Regions from separate parts of the Mus musculus genome. Here all the other regions are linked to region 2. Evidence: chromatin loops called from intact Hi-C (ENCODE). Cell type or tissue: gastrocnemius. All regions are shown on one strand. Links, peaks and the distances in the headings refer to the core of each region. The heading gives the core; the rest is flanking DNA.

The links. Peaks named below come from ENCODE experiments on the same cell type or tissue, not always from the same donor. Only the 100,000 strongest peaks of a DNase experiment are listed, where the experiment ranks them.
Region 1: a loop joins it to region 2, with 4 times the contacts of the local background. A loop is called at or near these places in 12 of 42 quality-filtered maps.
Region 3: it touches region 2 in a loop (2.7-fold over the local background); 12 of 42 quality-filtered maps call a loop at or near these places.

Annotation. Positions count from the first base shown.
Region 1 is chr5:125,375,919-125,381,959 of GRCm38, forward strand. Gm40324 (a long non-coding RNA gene) reads left to right here. Exons shown (of 3, transcript XR_868515.2): 2 at 1,622-1,803; 3 at 3,039-3,713. Among named protein-coding and RNA genes, the nearest start is that of Gm40324, 4.1 kb to the left of the region's middle. In gastrocnemius, for the core only: a CTCF peak has its summit at 3,181 (motif pointing right); no DNase peak of the experiment used is centred there.
Region 2 is chr5:125,458,815-125,464,855 of GRCm38, forward strand. It overlaps Bri3bp (Bri3 binding protein), which reads left to right. Exons shown (of 3, transcript NM_029752.2): 3 at 1-2,071. It overlaps Gm40325 (a long non-coding RNA gene), which reads left to right and starts at 5,752. Exons shown (of 2, transcript XR_868516.1): 1 at 5,752-6,041. In gastrocnemius, for the core only: CTCF peaks have their summits at 2,011 (motif pointing left) and 3,479 (motif pointing left); a DNase peak (open chromatin) is centred at 3,450.
Region 3 is chr5:125,408,855-125,414,895 of GRCm38, forward strand. It overlaps Dhx37 (DEAH (Asp-Glu-Ala-His) box polypeptide 37), which reads right to left. Exons shown (of 27, transcript NM_203319.1): 27 at 5,550-6,041. It overlaps n-TDgtc14 (a tRNA gene), which reads right to left and starts at 233; the gene lies at 162-233. It overlaps n-TAtgc5 (a tRNA gene), which reads left to right and starts at 618; the gene lies at 618-689. In gastrocnemius, for the core only: a CTCF peak has its summit at 3,287 (motif pointing right); a DNase peak (open chromatin) is centred at 3,303.

The sequences.
Region 1 (6,041 bases), core at 568-5,567, 83 kb before region 2:
CAGCTCTCTAAGAGGACCCAGATTCAGTTCCCAGTATACACATGGTGGCTCACAACTGTTTAAAACTCTAATTCTGGAGAAGTGATGCTTTCTACAGCTTCTGAAGGCACTGTGCTCATACGCAGAAAGGTTTTGTTTCAGTTCAACTATAACACTTAAAAACGAAACAGATGGGATCAACCTCATTCTCCCACTCCTTCCTCTTGTGTGATCTCCAGAGCTGTGACAGCCACTGTACTGGCTGGTTTGGTGTCAACTTGACACAGCTGGAGTTATCACAGAGAAAGGAGCTTCAGTTGGGGAAAAGCCTCCATGAGATCCTACTGTAAGGCATTTTCTCAATTAGTGATTAAGGGGGAAAGGACCCTGTAAGTGGGACCATCTCTGAGTTGGTAGTCTTGGTTCTATAAGAGAGCAGGCTGAGCAAGCCAGGGGAGGCAAGCCAGTAAAGAACATCCCTCCATGGATGGCTTCTGCATCAGCTCCTGCTTCCTGACCGGCTTGAGTTCCAGTCCTGACTTCCTTTGGTGATGAACAGCAGTATGGAAGTGTAAGCCGAATAAACCCTTTCCTCCCCAACTTGCTTCTTGGTCATGATGTTTGTGCAGGAATAGAAACCCTGACTAAGACAGCCACCTTTGTAACACCTAGGGACAGAACAAGAAAATTGCCAGATGTGACCACGTATGAGTTTATACTTTTTTTTTTTTTTTTTTGAGACAGGGTTTCTCTGTATAGTCCTGGCTGTCCTGGAACTCACTTTGTAGACCAGGCTGGCCTTGAACTCAGAAATCCGCCTGTCTCTGCCTCCCAAGTGGTGGGACTAAAGGCGTGCGCCACCACCGCCCGGCCTATATTCATTTTTTAATGTGTTTTGCCTGTTTGCATATCCATGCAGCACGTGCCGGCCTGATGATGACAGAGGTTAGGAGACAGTGTGATTTCCCTAGAATGGAAGCCGCCGTGTAAGTACAGGGAACTGAACTTAACCTGCAAGAGCAGTCAGTGTTTTTAACCACGAAGTCATCTGTCTAGCTTCTTGATGTACATTTTAAATCCTGGAACTTGACAGAGGCAGGAACCCTTGAGTTCCAGGATAGTCAGGGCTAAATAGTTAGGGTCTGTCTCAGAAAGAAGGGGGCCGGAGGAGAGAGTGACTGACAGGAGGCAGAGAGCGAAATGGACAGGGAGAAAGGGGGGAGGGAAGAGAGAGAGAGAGAAGAAAACCACAAGGGCCCTGATATTAGAGATCTGTGCCCTTTATACCCTAACTTGTGCGTGAGAAATCCATCACCTCTCAGCTTAGACATCTCTGATTTCTCTTTCTTACACTTTTCTGATGTACCTATCACCGCAGAGTCTAACCGTGGAGGGCCTGGTGGGCTTTCAGTGAGTTCAGCAGGTTCCAGACTGTTGCTTCTCTCCTCTCTGCTCTGTGCAGGTGCTTTCCCTGATGCACAGAGGAAACTGCCCCCCATGAGGGAACCAAACTGCTGTGGTTGCTGAACAGTCAGCCAGCCAGCTGGGGTTCGTGGGGTGCATGTCAATCAACTGTCACCCATCTGTCAGCGGAGGACTCAATCAGGGCTGTCCTCCCTGTTTACCCAAAGTCTCTTCGCAGGACCTCCTGTGTCGCTGCTTGCCTAAATCCACCTCAGGGAAGAGTGGATGACACTTGGCTGGTGCCGGAACTCTTTTGCCTTCCACAAGACTATGATCCCACAGTCTATTTCTCCTGCTAAGCAAATCATGAAGCCCAATGCAAAGCACTTAAGAGCCGGGGTTGGAGAGATGGCTCAGCGGGTAAGAACACTGACTGCTCTTCCAGGGGTCCTGAGTTCAACACACAGCAACCACATGCTGGCTCCCAACCATCTGTAATGGGATCTGATGCCCTCTTCTGGTGTGTCTGAAGACAGCTACAGTGTACTGATCATATGTATAAAATAAATAAATAAAATCTAAGAATTCTTAACCGGGCAGTGGTGGCACACACCTTTAGTCCCAGCACTCGGGAGGCAGATGCAGGCGTATTTTGAGTTCGAGGCCAGTCTGGTCTACAGAGTGAGTTCCAGGACAGTCAGGGATATACAGAGAAACCCTGTCTCAGACAAAAAAAAGATTTTTTTTTGGAGTGGAGAGCAGGATATAAATGCTGTGATAGAGGAAATGGGAAAGGAGGGGCTCTTTACAGAGGGGGAGGGAGGTAAAGACAGAAGGAGAAGGGAGGTGAGTAACAAGAAGGATGTCTGAAATATCCACAATGAATCATACTATTAACTACTTGCCAAAAATAGTAAATAAACAAAATATAATACAAGTAACTCATGTATAAATATACATATATAGTTTGCTTTTGTTTTTCCAAGACAGGGTTTCTCTGTGTAGCCCTGGCTGTCCTGGAACTCACTCTGTAGACCAGGCTGGCCTCGAACTCAGAAATTCGCCTGCCTCTGCCTCCCAAGTGCTAGGACTAAAGGCGTGCACCACCACGCCTGGCAACATATATAGTGTTAATGAACTTTTCTCACCTGGGCTAATGTACTCCTCCTAAAAGCCAAAGTGATATGTTTTGTAAAACACAGTATGATGCGGCAGGAGGGGGAGCCCTAGGAGGCTCAGGCTGAGGTATCACCCCATGAAGAACCAGCCATACGATGGATCTAATATAAAATAACGTTTATTTGGGGGCATGAGAAGGAGGGTTGAGAAGGGAGTAGAGTCAGAGAAAGAGAGAGGACAGAGAAAGAAAGAGAGAGCAAATGAGAAAGGGGGGCGGGCAGAGAGGGGAAAGGGGCAGGTCAGAGGAGGGGTCAGAGAAAGTGAGAGAGGCCAAACAGTTCTTTTATAGCAAGCCAGTCTTATACCTGGCTGTTGCTAGGTAACTGTTGGGCAGAGCCTAGAAAAAATGCTAACACAAAGACCATCTAACAAAACCCCCAATACCAGACATGAGAAACCCTCTTTTGAGTTGTTGGTCAGAGCGGTCTAAAAAAACATAGCTGTTTTTATTGCTGTTGTTCTTGGTTGTTCCCCAGAAATGAAAACTAATGCCCTACCTACTGCTGAAGGCACCGCACACTTCAGAAATAAGACCCAGAGACCCCTGAGGTGGAACGGACCTGAATGTCTCCTCCATGAAGACTAGCTTTTATGGTTCCAGGAGATGACAGAAGCTTCCAAAAGAGGGCAGCAACCAACAGTTCTGCCCAGCTATGATGCCCATGAACCACAGCGATGACTTATCATGGCAAAGTAACTGTATGAGTATTGGGTCAACCTGCTGCAAAGGTCTAAGTCTGACATTACCGGAAAGCCAGAGCTCGGGGGAAAAAAATGGTGGACTCCCTTTTTCAGCAGGGCTTCTCCTTCTCTGACCTTGTCTGGGGAGCTCAGAGCTCCCACAGCCTCTACCTTCGGAGTATCATGTAGCCTTGGTTAGATTACAGGTGTAGCTCCCCCCATCCCATAGAAACCCTTGCAGCCAGTACCTGAGATTCCTGGAATGCCTCCCCATGCTAATGAGGTATCTCAGGACTTTGGCCTTCAGCCAATGACCTTTGAATATTGCTATCTCCTCCCCCAAAACTATATAACCCTAGATTCACCCCAATAAAGTCCATCTCTCTTCCAAAAGCTAATCCTAGAATGCTGTCATTTCTGATCGTATTTACAGGCACTCTGAAACCCTCTTTGTCTACTCTGCTCCATTTGTCCTCGTGGGCCGGTGGCCAAGGACCCCATAAAGGTGCAGTAGTGGCACATATATCTTGACAGTAACCCACTGCTCTCTAACTGTACTTAAGATCTGCTGAGGGCTGGTGAGATGGCTCAGCGGGTAAGAGCACTGACTGCTCTTCAGAAGGTCCTGAGTTCAAATCCCAGCAACCATGTGGTGGCTCACAACCATCCATAATGAGATCTGACACCCTCTTCTGGTGCATCTGAAGACAGCTATAGTGTACTTATTTATAATAATAAATAAATCTTAAAAAAAAAAAAAAAGACCTGCTGAGAAGAGGAAAACCGTGCCTGGTACTAGAAACATAACTCAGTACTAATGAAGCCAGTTACTGTGCTGGGAAATCAGCTGGCAGAATGACAAGTGAAAGTTCCTTAGAAACCCCCAAAAGCAGCAGGGAGGGAAACTCAGATGGGAACTATTGAGAGGCAGTCACACACAATGAAGTCAGACTGTCATGTAGGCTCTATAGAGGCTAGATTCTGCAGATGCACCCAGTGGTCCCCTCCTTTTCTGTGTCACAAAGCAGCACATTTAAAATACATTGTGTGTATACATGATATGTGTGTGTGTGTGTGGGGGGGGTGCTTGCCACAGTGTACGTGTAAAAGTCAGGGGTCAACTTTATAGTGTTCTGTCCTCTCACCTTTACATGATGTCAGGGGGAAAAAAATTGGATCACCAGACTTGCTTAGCAGCTGAGCCATCTCACCAGTCCTCTTCTGCACATTTGTTAAAAGATTTATTTTCTTTCTTTTTATGAGATAGGACCTATGTAGTCCTGGCTGCTCTGGAACTTGCCATGTAGACCATGCTGGCCTCTAAGTTACAGATATCCTCCTGCCTCTGCCTCTTGAGTGCTGGGATTAAAGGCGTGCAGCCAAATACCTTGCTACTTTTTATGATTTTAAAGTGTGTGTGTGTGTGTGTGTGTGTGTGTGTGTGTGTGTGTGTGTGTTTTATGCCCTAAGTGCAGTGCTTATGGAGTTCAGAAGAGAGTTGGATCTCTTGGAGCTCATGTTACAAGACATTGTGAGCCATTGAGGTGGGTGCTAGGAACTGAACTTGAGTCCTAGAAACGAGCAGGAAATGAGTTTCAACTGCTGAGCTGGTTCTCCAGCCCTTCTCTCCCACTACTTATTTAAACAAGTTCTCACTATATAGTCCTAGCTGACCTGGAACTTGCTATGTGGACTAGGCTGGCCTGAAATTCACAGAGATCACAGATTTTAAGGATGTGTGCCACTGTACCTGGCTCCTCCGAATCTTTTGTTTTGATGGTTTAGGTATTTGAGACAGGACCTCATTTTGTAGCCCAGATGGTCTAAACTGATGGCCCTCCTTTCTACCTCTTCAGTGCTGAGCTTAGTGTACCCCTCCCCTGGCCTGAGCCATGGTTTTCTATGATCTCTAAGGGGAGACAGGTATACCCTAATCTTCACCTCCTACCAAAATTCATGTCCTTAACACAGAGGAGAAAGAAGAGTAATGAGGGAAAAAGTCAGCTTGAGTTTCCACCTCCAGGAAGTCACAGGAAAGAGGTAACACCTTAATTTTTCTGGGCATTGATGTTTGCAAGGCACATCTCCAACAGACCAGCTGTATTGATGAGAACAGAGACAGGAGCTTCAAACACCATCACATAGCAGATTTGGGTCTCTATGTTTTGATTTTCCTCTACTGGAGCAGCCTCTGAGTAGCAGCTCAACAAAGCTTTGGTTGAACAACCACAAAATGAACCCTACTGGGAGAAAATGTTAATTTCACATACTTTGGACAAAAGACAGTCTCAATAAGTCATTAGTGATGATATAGGGTCTAGTGTGGTCCAGTTGTCCTCAAACCTCCAGCCTTCAGCTCCCTCTCTGGAACTGCAGGCCTGCACCACGGGGCCCACTTATGCTGTGCAAGAGATAGAACCCTGTGCCTCATGGCTTTACTACTAGTTAGTGCTCTACACTCTGGGCCTTAGTCTGAGATCATCATTCTTCAGTGTACCCGGTGTTCACTCAGAGTTTCCAGTGCCAGCTGCAGGATCAATCAGTCAATCAATCAATTCCCTAGATTTTCAAACTCTCAGCTGTTTAAGGTCCTGGGTCCCATTCCAAGCACTACAGAAAACCAGTGTCTAGGCCCTGCTCCACACCAAACATTTGGCCCCTTTTGAAAGTGAGGTCTCCTGTTGATCTACACCCAAGTTCTCTCCCAGCACCTGGTCCCTGGCTCCATCCTCTGAGGCTCTTTAGTTTTGCAGCACTTCCCTTAGCACCTGAACCACCTAGAGCTACAAGTGTCATTG
Region 2 (6,041 bases), core at 460-5,459:
CTCTAATTCATAAAAGTGACCCAGGGACGAGCCTAAGAGGCAGCCTGGGGATGAGGCTCAGCAGGCCACAGGGGGTTAGGAGCAGAGCTGTGAATAAGCAACCAGGAAGGCATGTCTTTCCTAGGGACCTCATGAGAACCTCTGAGGGAAGGTTGGGAGCATTGTCCTATGGCCCTGGCACACTCAAGGGCCCTGTGTGTGAAGAGCTCTGCTTGCTCACGTGGTCCTGTCACTCCGGCCTGCTCACAGATGGCTCGGAAACAGCGTGACCAGGAAGCCCGATGTGCTTTGCAAACCCAGGACTCAGTCTCCAGATAGATAGGAAGGTGCTGAGTTCAAAGCCATCCTGGTCTACGTGGCAAGACCCTGTCTCAGCAAACTAACCCAACATGTTCAAGAGTCAGCACGAGAATCTTTAACAAAGCTCCTCTGCATCTTGTGCTTGGTAGGCAGCCTGAAGCACTTCCCTTCTTCACAAGCCCTGTTGCTTTGGTCTGTTCTGAGACAGGGTCTCAATCTAGCCCAGGCTGGCCTCGAACCTAGAGATCTGCTCGCCTCTGCCTCCCAAGTACCAGGCTTAAAGTTGTGCACCACCATGCCCAGAAAGCCAGCATTGGTGAGCCTGGTGCGCACCTGGAGCTACAAGGAATTTCCAAGGCGACCCTCTCAGCCTCTTTACCTTCAAGTCCTGGGCTCCTGAGCTCTGCCCCCAGCATGAAAGCTGCTTTCAAAGCAACCTGTGATAATTCTGTAATGTTTTTGAGTTTGACCATTTATGTACTTGGGCTTTGGGCTCCTCACCTGTGAATTGTAGATTTCTATTTTGCGGGTTTTAACCCAATACCCTTGTCACTGGCTGGCATCAGCAAGCTTCGGCCTTTTTGCTTCCTTCTGTGTTTTGCTCTTTGGTGGTCCTTCCATAGCTAGGACAGACACGGAGAACCTGTCTTTCAGTCCTGATGGCACAAACAGCACATTGTTGCTGCCACCGGGACAGCTACGGCAGCCAGTGGCATGCCCGACTCTCCGCCCGATGTCTCTGCGGATTTCAAGCTTATGCTGTTGTGTCAGTTTCCTGTCTGCATCTGTGATAAATCTCTAAATATCCTGTAATTAAATTAATTTCTAGTGACAGTGATCAATGTGCAGTTAAATCCCCCAAGAGGTAATTATTTCCCTGTTTTTAGCTGCAGATTAAAAAAAAAAAACACCAATGACTTCTTCACAGTTGAGTTTCTGTTTTGTGTCTCAGCTTAGGAAATTTTAAATAGTATTTAGTTTGACACAGTAGAAAGAAAGCCATTCCGTGTGAACATAGTGGGGTGTGTGCACACACGCACATGCGCAAACATTAATTGGGAAGCTGATTCTACGAATATCTTATATAGGGAAAAAAAAGCGTCAGGCTTAGTATTTTTTTGCAAAGTGATGGATACATTCCTCTTATTTATTAATCACTGGCTTGATGTTAGAGGTCTTTGTAGATCGACTTTAAGAATTGGATTAAAATATTGTGAACATTGCGGCTTAATAAATGTTTACTGTGGTGATGTTCAGACTCCTGGATGGATTTCTTTACTTTGGTGAGGCACTTGAGGCAACCTCCAGAATTAGAGAGTCATTTTATGGCTTTGGTTTATTTCTTTATCTTAATGTGTATGACTGCTTGGCCTGCGTGAGTGTATGTATACTTTGTGTGTCCCTGGTGCCCTTGATGGTCAGAGTCCCTGGAAACGGAGTTACAGATGTTTATGAGCCGCCATATGGGTGCTGGGAAGTGAACCCGGGTCATCTACATGAATAGCAAGTGCTTTTAAATATTGAGCCATCTCTCCTGCACTAAAGATTAATTTAAAAAAAAAAAAAAGGGCTGGAGAGGTGGCTCAGCGGTTAAGAGCACTGACTGCTCTTCTGAAGGTCCCTAGTTCAAATCCTAGCAGCCACATGGTGGCTTGCAACCACCCCACCCCCCAACCCCCGTAATGAGGTCTGGTGCCCTCTTCTGGAGTGTCTGAAGACAGCTACAGTGTACTTGCATATAATAAATAAATAAATCTTAAAAAAAGATTAAGTTATCTGTATGTGTATGAGTGTTTTGTCTGCATATGTGATGGCACCATATACATGCAATGACTTCAGAGCCCAGAAGAGGACATTGGATCTCCTGAAGATGGAGTTACAGATGACAGAGAGATACTGTGTGGGTGCTGAGAACTTGGGGTTCTCTGCAAAAGCAGCCAGTGCTCTTAACCACTGAGCTATCTCTTCAGCCCCATCATTTATATTTATTTATTTTATTTTTGAGACAGACTCTGACTATGTAACTCTGATTGTTCTGGGACTCACTATGTAGAACAAGGTAATCTTGAATTCACAGCGACCCATCTGCCTCTGCTTCCCAAGTTCTCGGATTAATGAAATGAAGCGCTACTCCTGGCTATTTTAAAAATTATTATTATTATTTTTGTTTGTTTGTTTGTTTGTTTTCGAGACAGGGTTTCCGTGTATAGCCCTGGCTGTCCTGGAACTCACTTTGTAGACCAGGCTGGCCTCGAACTCAGAAATCCGCCTGCCTCTGCCTCCCAAGTGCTGGGATCAAAGGCGTGCGCCACCACCGCCCGGCTAATTATGTTTTTATGTGTTTGTAATTGATTGCCAAGAACCCAGACGAGGGCTGGGCAGGTGGCACACTTTTTTAATCTCAGCACTTGGGAGACAGAGGCAAGCAGCTTTCTGAGTTTGAGGCCAGCCTGGTCTATAAAGTGAGTTCCAGGACAGCCAGGGCTATACAGAGAAACCCTGTCTCGAAAACCAAAAAAGCCGGGTGTGGTGGCGCATGCCTTTAATCCCAGCACTTGGGAGGCAGAGGCAGGTGGATTTCTGAGTTCAAGGCCAGCCTGGTCTACAAAGTGAGTTCCAGGACAGCCAGGGCTATACACAGAAACCCTGTCTCGAAAAACAAAACAAAACAAAACAAAAAAACCCAACCCAAACCAAACAAACAAACAAAATCTTGAGGGGGAATCAGATCCCTGGGAGCTGGAGTTGTAGATGTTTGTGAGCAGTAAGTGTTCTTAACTGCTGAGCCATCTCTCCAGTCCAGTTTTAAGTTATTATTTTGTGTATCTGTGTGTTTTTAAAGTTTTAAAAAATTTGTATTTAGTATGGGGTGTGTGCGTGAATGTGTGTGTGGTTTGCTCACATGCACAGATAGCAACAAAGTACTGCTGAAGAGTTGCAGAGAGAGGTTGGGGTAGAAACCACAGGGGCAAAGATAAGGTTCCGGCTGTGAAGCTATGAAGACACACTGTGGTCCTTGTGGAAGCTAGTAAGCATTAAGATCCAAACCTCTGGTTGCTAAAAATTCTGGGGGGCGTGGTGGTGGCCGTGGTGGGCAGCGGAGGAAGCCTGGAGCCCTGGCTTCTGCCAGCCTTTGGCTTCAACAAGTAGTGACAGCAGGCAGATGGTGCCCTCTAGCGCTGCAGGGATCAGTGTTTGTACCCTTAACCAGCGTGTGCTCCCGGAGCTAGCGTGCTCCTAGGTAGTTGAGATTTTTCAGTCTTCGGGTATGCCTGGCTTTGTACCAGACCTACCAGGTAGGAAGAGTCTGAAGTTCTTTTCAGTGGCCAGTGCTTCCAGCTCTCCTGTGGGAAGTTGGGATACTTTAGCTCGTAACCTCTGCCTCGCATTACCAGTTACCAGCGTTATAAGGTTAGACCTTGGGGTCACACCCTTGGCCCTGAAGGCTTGCCCGATTTCTGCAACACTTCCAGTTAACCCGAGCCTACGGTCTCTAATTTTCTGCCTTCTTGCCTCCTTACTCCCTTGGGTTACATGAGACCCTACCTTGGAAACAAATGGGGCCAGTGAGATGAGGTTAAGGTGCCTGCCAACGAGTTGACGCCCTGAGTTTGATCCCTGGGACCCACATTGTAGGAGGAGAGAACTGACTCCCCTAAGTTTGTCTTTCTGACCACTACATGTGGACTATGGTACACACGAACCCACCTACTTACCCGCACATGCTTGGGAAGTGAATATAATAAAAGTACATTATGGGCTGGAGAGATGGCTCAGCGGTTAAGAGCACTGGCTGCTCTTCCAGAGGTCCTGAGTTCAATTCCCAGCAACCACATGGTGGCTCACAACCATCTGTAATGGGATCTGGTGCCTCTTCTTCTGGTGGGTCTGAAGATAGCTAAAAGTGTACTCATATAATAAAATAAGTAAATTTAAAAAATACATCATGTACATGTGCATGAAATTGTCAAAGAAGAAATAAACAGAATTAATATCAGGAGTGCTTATAAACAACTTACCATGAACAGTAATACCGGTTTTTATATTTTGAGACAGGATCTCAGTGTAGCCTTGGCTGGCCTCAAACTCAGCTTCCTGAGTTTGTGATAAAACGCATGCACCGCCACAATAATAATGATTTAAAACAATTCTCTAATTGCTTAACACCTGCCCAGGGCCCCAGGGAGAGATGAGTCCCTCCTATCTGTCTCAGTCTCAGACTTGTACTTGTGAACCTTGTTGCTGTCAAGGAGCTAAGGCTCTGACACCTGAGGCTCTTGAAAGCTGAAGCCCTGGAAAGTAACCCCCTCCTTTGCTACACACACACCACACACACACACACACACACACACGCACACGCACACACACACACACACACACACACACACACACACCAGGCTGCCAGTGCCTTCTACCAGAAGAAAAAGCCCTCAGTCACAGCCTCTACCCTGTGACCCTCTGTGGCCCTCCGAGCCTTGGGCACTCAAAGGGGGGGGGGGACCACCAGACCGGAAAAGTATCCCCTCACCCAAAGGCATCTCTTCATCTACCCTCCGTAAGTGGTGCTGCAGGGCCCACCGCCTGAAGTGATCACCAGCAGTCTGACTTCTAGAACTTGGAACAGTCGTCCATCCCTGCAGGACTCTCTGTACTTGTTTCAGAATCTAGATGAGTCTTCACCCTGTGATAATCCAAGAGTCACACTGTCCCCAAGGCCAGTCAGTACATGGCCGGACATGGGCCATGGTGTCTGAAAATATTGATTGGTGTGGGCAGAATACTTCTAGTGTTCTTGTTTGCATGGGGGGGGGGAAATGTAGGTAGATGAAGGGAGAGATGCTGAGGTAGTGGGTTTCCAGGAAGTCTGGCTGGCAGCAAAAGTGGTCACTCTGTGCCCCTTTGAGTGACAGCTAAGGCTCCCTGTGGTTCCCTCAGCTTGTACCAGGCACTATTAAGAAGGGATTGTCTCTATCTTTTTCTCTTTTTTTTATTTTGTTTTTTCGAGACAGGGTTTCTCTGTGTAGCCCTGGCTGTCCTGGAACTCACTCTGTAGACCAGGCTGGCCTCAAACTCAGAAATCTGCCTGCCTCTGCCTCCTGATTGCTGGGATTAAAGGCATGCAACACCACTGCCTGGCTTCCCCCCCCCCCCACCTGGGTTTCTCTGTATAGCCCTGGCTGTCCTGAAGCTCACTTTGTAGACCAGGCTGGCCTCAAACTCAGAAATCCGCCTGCCTCTGCCTCCCGAGTGCTGGGATTAAAGGCGTGCACCACCACGCCCGGCTACTGCCTGGCTTTTATTTTATTTTATTTTATTTTTTAGATTTATTTATCTCATGTATATGAGTACACTGTAGCTGTCTTCAGACACACCAGAAGCCATTGGCTCCTATTACAGAGGGTTGTGAGCCACCATGTGGTTGCTGGGATTTGAACTCGGACCTCTGGAAGAGCAGGCAGTACTCTTAACCGCTGAGCCATCTCTCCAGGCCCTGGGATTGTCTCTGTCAAGAGTAGGGAAATCGTAGAGTCCTGGAGGCTGAGCTCCAACCTCAGCAAACAGTGGCTGGTTCCTCTGGAACCAGCTCTCAATCACACCACCTTCCTGGAGGTAGGACAAAATTTTCACCCTTTTTCATCCCAGGACAAAGTGTGGCATTTGGGGCTTTTTGTTAGTTTCATTTATTTATATTTTAATAAGGTCTCAATTACGTAGCCAAAGCTAGCTTTGAACTCACTGTA
Region 3 (6,041 bases), core at 753-5,752, 50 kb before region 2:
TGAAAGATAACCAGGGTCAGACTTGTTTCCTAAGTGAGACCAAGGGGTCTCTATAAAGTTGTTGAAAGCAGATTGTGTTTAGGCACGGTAAGGGTCTTTTCAGAGCTTCCTACACACATCCATCATTTCCTAAAAGTGCTAACGCAAAAACCACTGTTAGCCTCCCCGTCGGGGAATCGAACCCCGGTCTCCCGCGTGACAGGCGGGGATACTCACCACTATACTAACGAGGACAAGCTGTGCTAAACTGTTTCTTGACAAGCTGCTATAGAAAGACACAGATATGAGTTCAAGGTCAGCCTGGTCTACAGAGTGAGTTCCAGGATAGCCAGGGCATACACAGAGAAATCCTGCCTCGGAAAACCAAACCAAAACAAAAAAAAAAAAAACAAAAGAAAGAAAGACACAGATAGTGACGGGCGCACGGTTCCTTCCCTCTTCTACGTTCCTTCTCTCTGTTCCTCTCCCCCTTTCCTTTCTCCCGAGGCTTCAGCACATGACACCAACATCATAAATCAAGATCGGAAAAAAACAAAAACAAAAACAAAAACCCCAAACCTTAGAACAGCAAGCGGTTCATTTCTGTTATCTATTCCGGAAAGTAAGTCTCTCCATCAGGGGATGTAGCTCAGTGGTAGAGCGCATGCTTTGCATGTATGAGGCCCCGGGTTCAATCCCCGGCATCTCCAACTTTTTTTTTTTTTAAAGGGCCTACGTTGGGAGACTGGCCTTGTACCTGTGGATGGAATCTGGTCTGTAAACCAACTCCCGCAGTTTACTTGTGAATGGAGTAGGAAACATTGCATTTCCAAGAAGGTCTTATAACATCCTGAGCAACTATTGCTGAGTAATGTGCGCCCGTTGAACACCCACAATGTGTCCAAATAAATAGATCTTCAAGTAGCCCAGTAACCTCACCAAGACCGAGCAAGGATTCTCAGCTTTTCTGGAACTCAGATCCCAGCTGGAAGCTAACACTAGGAATCCCAGGAATGTTTTATGAGAACTCACAGAAGTGCGGGGACTCAGTGACATCCAAGAGATCTGCAGGGAACAGCAGCCGGAAGGCTCACATTCCCTGTGCGCGTGTAGGGGTGTGGTGGGGTGTGGTGGGTGGTTTCAGATGAAAGGGTCAGAAAGGCCTGGCGCCGGAACTTGAGTGAATGGGAACAGAACTGCGTGGAACTGAGATTTGGAAGCCCCCAGAACGCCGGAGGGTAGAGACTTGGCACTGCCTGCATGATTTTAAAGGTGGCAGCGTGGTGGTGGTGGGGCAGTTCTGACAGATTCTGTAGGCAGCGAGGTAACATTGCCTTAACTCAGGGGTCTCGTGCTTTATTTTACCATTCCCTTTAGGTTTGTTCTGCTACTCCGAAGTTTGCCACCAAGGTACAGCGCATATATGGCCTGCAACTTCCTGTCCTCTACTTCGACCGCATAGATGCCTGCACGCACGAGGGCCATTGGGCTGGAAAATGTCTACTTAAACTATTTGAAAGTTGTGGGGCGGGGGTAGCTCAGTTTGTAGCGTGCTTACCTAGAATGCATAATAGATAGCAGTGCATAAGTGAGGCATGGTTGTGCATGTCTGTCATCCCAGCGCCTGAGTTGTGGGGGAGGCTTGAAGCTAGCCTGGGCTATGTGAGACCCCTTCTCACTCTCTCACAGGAAGGTGCCAGTGAGAATCCTTTTTTTCCACCAGTCACAGGGATTGCCTTGATCCTCCAAATTCTTTATTCTCATCAAGGATGAGGCTCCAGGTGTATACTGCCCCAGTCTGGCTTATGTGGCAGTGAGGACGGTACCTTGGGTTTAGCCCAAGTGCACGGAAAATGATTGCTTTCTATTTCCTGCTTGATTGAGAGGGTGAGCATCTCTCCTGTTTCGAGAGCAGGCCTGTATAACCTGGCAATGCTGGCCACTGGAGCAGGTTTGGAGAAAGATAGTTTATTCACTGGTGTCAATTGTGGAGGTACGGTCTTCCAGCTGCTGCCTCTCCAACAGCATCCAGACATTCCTGGATAAAGCAGGATGATCCAAATGCTCTGAAGTATCCAGAAGGCTGGGGCTCAAGGCTGGCAATGCTAGCACACAGCCGTTCTCTTGCTGCTTAGAGGATGGAGATCCAGAGTACAAGGTTGTCTGAGCCCCAGCTCCACCCAGGAGTAGAGGTAGGATTCTGAGTTCAAAGCCAGCTACATAGTATGCTCGTGGACAGCCTGGACTACACGAGACCCTCCCTCAAAATGCAAAATGATGAAGCAACAAACTTTGAGATGGTTCACAGGATAAAGGTGACTGCCATCAAGATTGACAACTGATCCAAGTTCAATTCCCAGGACTTGAGAGGCAGAGGCAGTCAATTTCAAGGACTCTGAGGCCAGCCTGACCTATATAGAGCTCCAGGTCAGCTGGGACTAAATAATGAGACCTTGTCTCAAAAAAAACAAACCCAGACTCCATTTCATCTTTTGAAAATTACCCTGGATTTCATAAAGCAATTTGCACAGAGCTTATAATGTATGTATCGGGCACGCAACCCCTCTCCACCTTTCTCTTCGTCCATTAACCCCTTTTGTTCCCCAGTTTTACTTTCACACCATTCATACAATGTATGGCTTTATGTATAGATCCTAGAATTCACAAATAAAAGAAAATATAGTATTTGTCTTCCTGTGGTTGGCTTAGTCTGCTGAGTAGGCTTATCTTGTTTGTCTTGTGGCTGAAAGGAACCCCCCTCTTACATAGGCCACATTTTCCTTACCCATTCTTTGCTTTGATATGCACCAGGCTGGTTGCATAGCTTAGTGTGTCTGTGGTATGCTGCCTTGGAGTCCTGTGGTAAATGCCCAGCAGTGCACTGCCTGGTCTAATGGCTGGCCTTTCTAGAGTTCTGAAGTGCCTCCACACTGATTCCCATAGTGGCTGGACTGGTTTCCATTTCCATGTCCAAGGACTTCCTTTGGCCTAAATTATACTGCAACTCAGAAATCCACCTACCTCCTGCTACCTCCCAGCGCTGGGATTAAATGCATGTTCATACCTGGCTCATTTCTTATTCTCTTATGGAATGCCATTTTGACAGGGGTAAAAATCTCATGAAGTTACAGATGGTTGTGAACTGCTATGTGGAAGCTGAGAACCAAACCCAGGTCCTCTACAGAAGCACAGTGCTCTTACCTGCTGAGCCATCTTTCCAACCTCTCATATGGTTTTGATAGGCATTTCTCTCATAGCTAGTAAGGGTGGGTTTTACTCTTATGATTTGCCAGTAGACAGTGTGTGCAGTACCTGAGCAGGCCAGAAGAGGGCATTGGAGTCTCTGGAACTGGAGTTACAAATGCTTGGTACTCGCCAAGTTGGGGGTGGGGGTGGGGTTGCGAATCAAATGTCATCTGGGTCATCTAAGTCCTGGTTAAATATTTTTGTTTTATTATTGGCCACGTCCACTTCATCTTTTGAAAACTGTCTATTTCATTGGCCAATCGGAGACTGGGTTTTTGAGCTCTTTTTCTGTTTGTTTTTTGTTAAGACAGCTGTCCTGGAACTCACTCTGTCAACCAACAAAGATGAAAGCTGCCATCACCCCTGGGTTGGTTTTTGAGTTCTTTATTGATTCAGTTTTGTATGTTTGTTTGTTTTTTCCTTTGGTTTTTCGAGACAGGGTTTCTCTGTGTAGCCCTGGCTGTCCTGGAACTCACTCTGTAGACCAGGCTGGCCTCAAACTCAGAAATCCGCCTGCTTCTGCCTCCCAAGTGCTGGGACTAAAGGCATGCGCCACCACTGCCCGGCTTCATCTTACTATTCTTAAAGACACAAGTGCATTGGTTCCTCTTATATAGCATTGTTGAGCTCAACCTGTGATATTGCTACCATTGAGAGGAACTTGCCCAAGAACTGCGAACTGTGGCACCTTGCCTCTTCTGGGGCCTCGCCTCAGGCCAGTTGGTGAGCCTGGCAGTTTCTTCAGGATTGAACCGTTGCTGGCTCGTGCCTGCTGTCTGCCTACCTACAGGACTGGTCTGCAGCTGCTGAATCGTATTTGGTGTTTGCTACAGGACTGAACTGCTGCCTAAGAAGACTGAGCTCGCTCCCAAAGAACTATTGCTGAACAGGTCCACTTCCCCCATATCCTAGCAACTTTTCTCTTTCACTACCTTTGTTGGGTGGTGGGCTAGGAGAGGTTGACTTATTTCTTATTAAAAATAGGTTGCAAAAACATGTACGCCTACAGCAATGCCTCCATCGTGGAGTTTCTCACATGCCACCATGACTGGAGTCAGCCCTTGTGTATTCAGCTTGTCAATTTTCCGATTTCAAAGTCAGACATGGTGACACTGGTCTGTCATCTCAGGACTCAGGAGGGTCACAAGTTCAAGTCTGGCCTTTGAAATTTCTCATCATTTGCATCAGCAGCCAAGCTAAGCTCCTTGGGGACAGCTCAGGACTTAAACTCTGAGATAAATCAGCTATGGGAAGCATCAGAAGACAAAGGCCTGGAGCGGAAGCTGAACAAGGATGTTGGTGGACAAGGGGCTTGGATGGTCCAGAGTTAGAGATGTGTTTCTGTTCTTGGTCCTGAAGTTCTCTACCACTGTGAGCCTGGCCTGGGCCCAGCCTTTCAAGTCCCACCCCCAAATCAAAACAAACACCTGACAGGCTGCCTGTCTCGTGGATATTCACACGTATGAGGTGGGCTAACATCACCCTAGCTTTGTTCACATCAGCCACCTTGTATCCATGACTGAGTCTAAGAACTCATGGTGGAAATACATGCTATGGCTGTCAAAGGTTGGTCAGGACACACAGACTTGGAGGTGCACTGGGAAAGGGGGTTACAGAGGCTCATCCAGCTGATAGAGCTGGTGCCTGAAGACACAGAGAACACGAGATGGGCAGGCAGGTGTTTAGTGGTACACTGCTTGCTTAAGTCACACAGGCATGGCTAACAGGAGATAAAGCAGTATGTGGTTCAGAGGACATGATCAAGAGCATAGTCAGCCCACAGAGAGAAAGCATTTACTGAGTGTTAACTGAAAAGAGCTTGGCTGCATTCCCAGGACTCTGTGACAAGTGGCCCAAGTGACAAAAGAACTGCAGCAGCATTTGCTATCACCCAGAGGTAAACAACTCACTCTATTCTGCTGACGACTGATGCAGCCTGACACTTGATGGCGCATATTCAGCCACACAAACAGACAGACAGCTCCATGTGTTGGGGAGATCGAGAGGGAGAAAATCAGTAAGTCATGTGAGGATGAAGGTTCTGGAAACTGATACGGTGACAGCTACTTAGCATGTGAGCATGTGTGATGTGACAGACAAGCTGAAGTGAAACAGCACATCACCAACATTTACTCTCAACAAAACTGTTGGAGACAGAGTCTTGCTAGGTGGTGGTGACACACACCTTCAATCCCAGTACTTAAGGCAGACAGTGGCAGGGGGATCTCTAAGTTTGAGGCCAGCCTGGTCTACAGGCCTAGTTCCAGGACGGCCAGGGTTACACAGAGAAACCCTGTCTTGAAAAACAAACAAATAGCCAGGCAGTGGTGGTACACACCTTTAATCCCAGCACTTGGGAGGCAGAGGCAGGCAGATTTCTGAGTTCGAGGCCAGCCTGGTCTACAGAGTGAGTTCCAGGACAGCCAGGGCTACACAGAGAAACCCTGTCTCCAAAAACCAAAAAAAAAAAAAAAAAAAAAACCAAACAAATAGAAGACAGTCTTGCTGTGTAGCTCAGGTTGGCCTTGCATTTGTGATCCTTACCAGCCAAGGCCCACTAAAGACAGAACTTGCTGTCTACTGATGCCAAAGCAGGACCCCGGAAACCAGTCTCCATCTATGTGGAGCAAAGCTCTGGGGTGATCATCCCTCATCTGGGGTTAACCTTTCAGGAAAGTCACTGGGTCACAGAAGTCTGCAGTACACCTGCTGTCCAAGATGCTATGAGGCCAGACAGGGCTCTGGGAGAAGGGTCCACTTTCCTGTTTCAGTGTTGCTCTGTGCATCTGCAGGGTCTAATGTCACCTGAAGAGTCC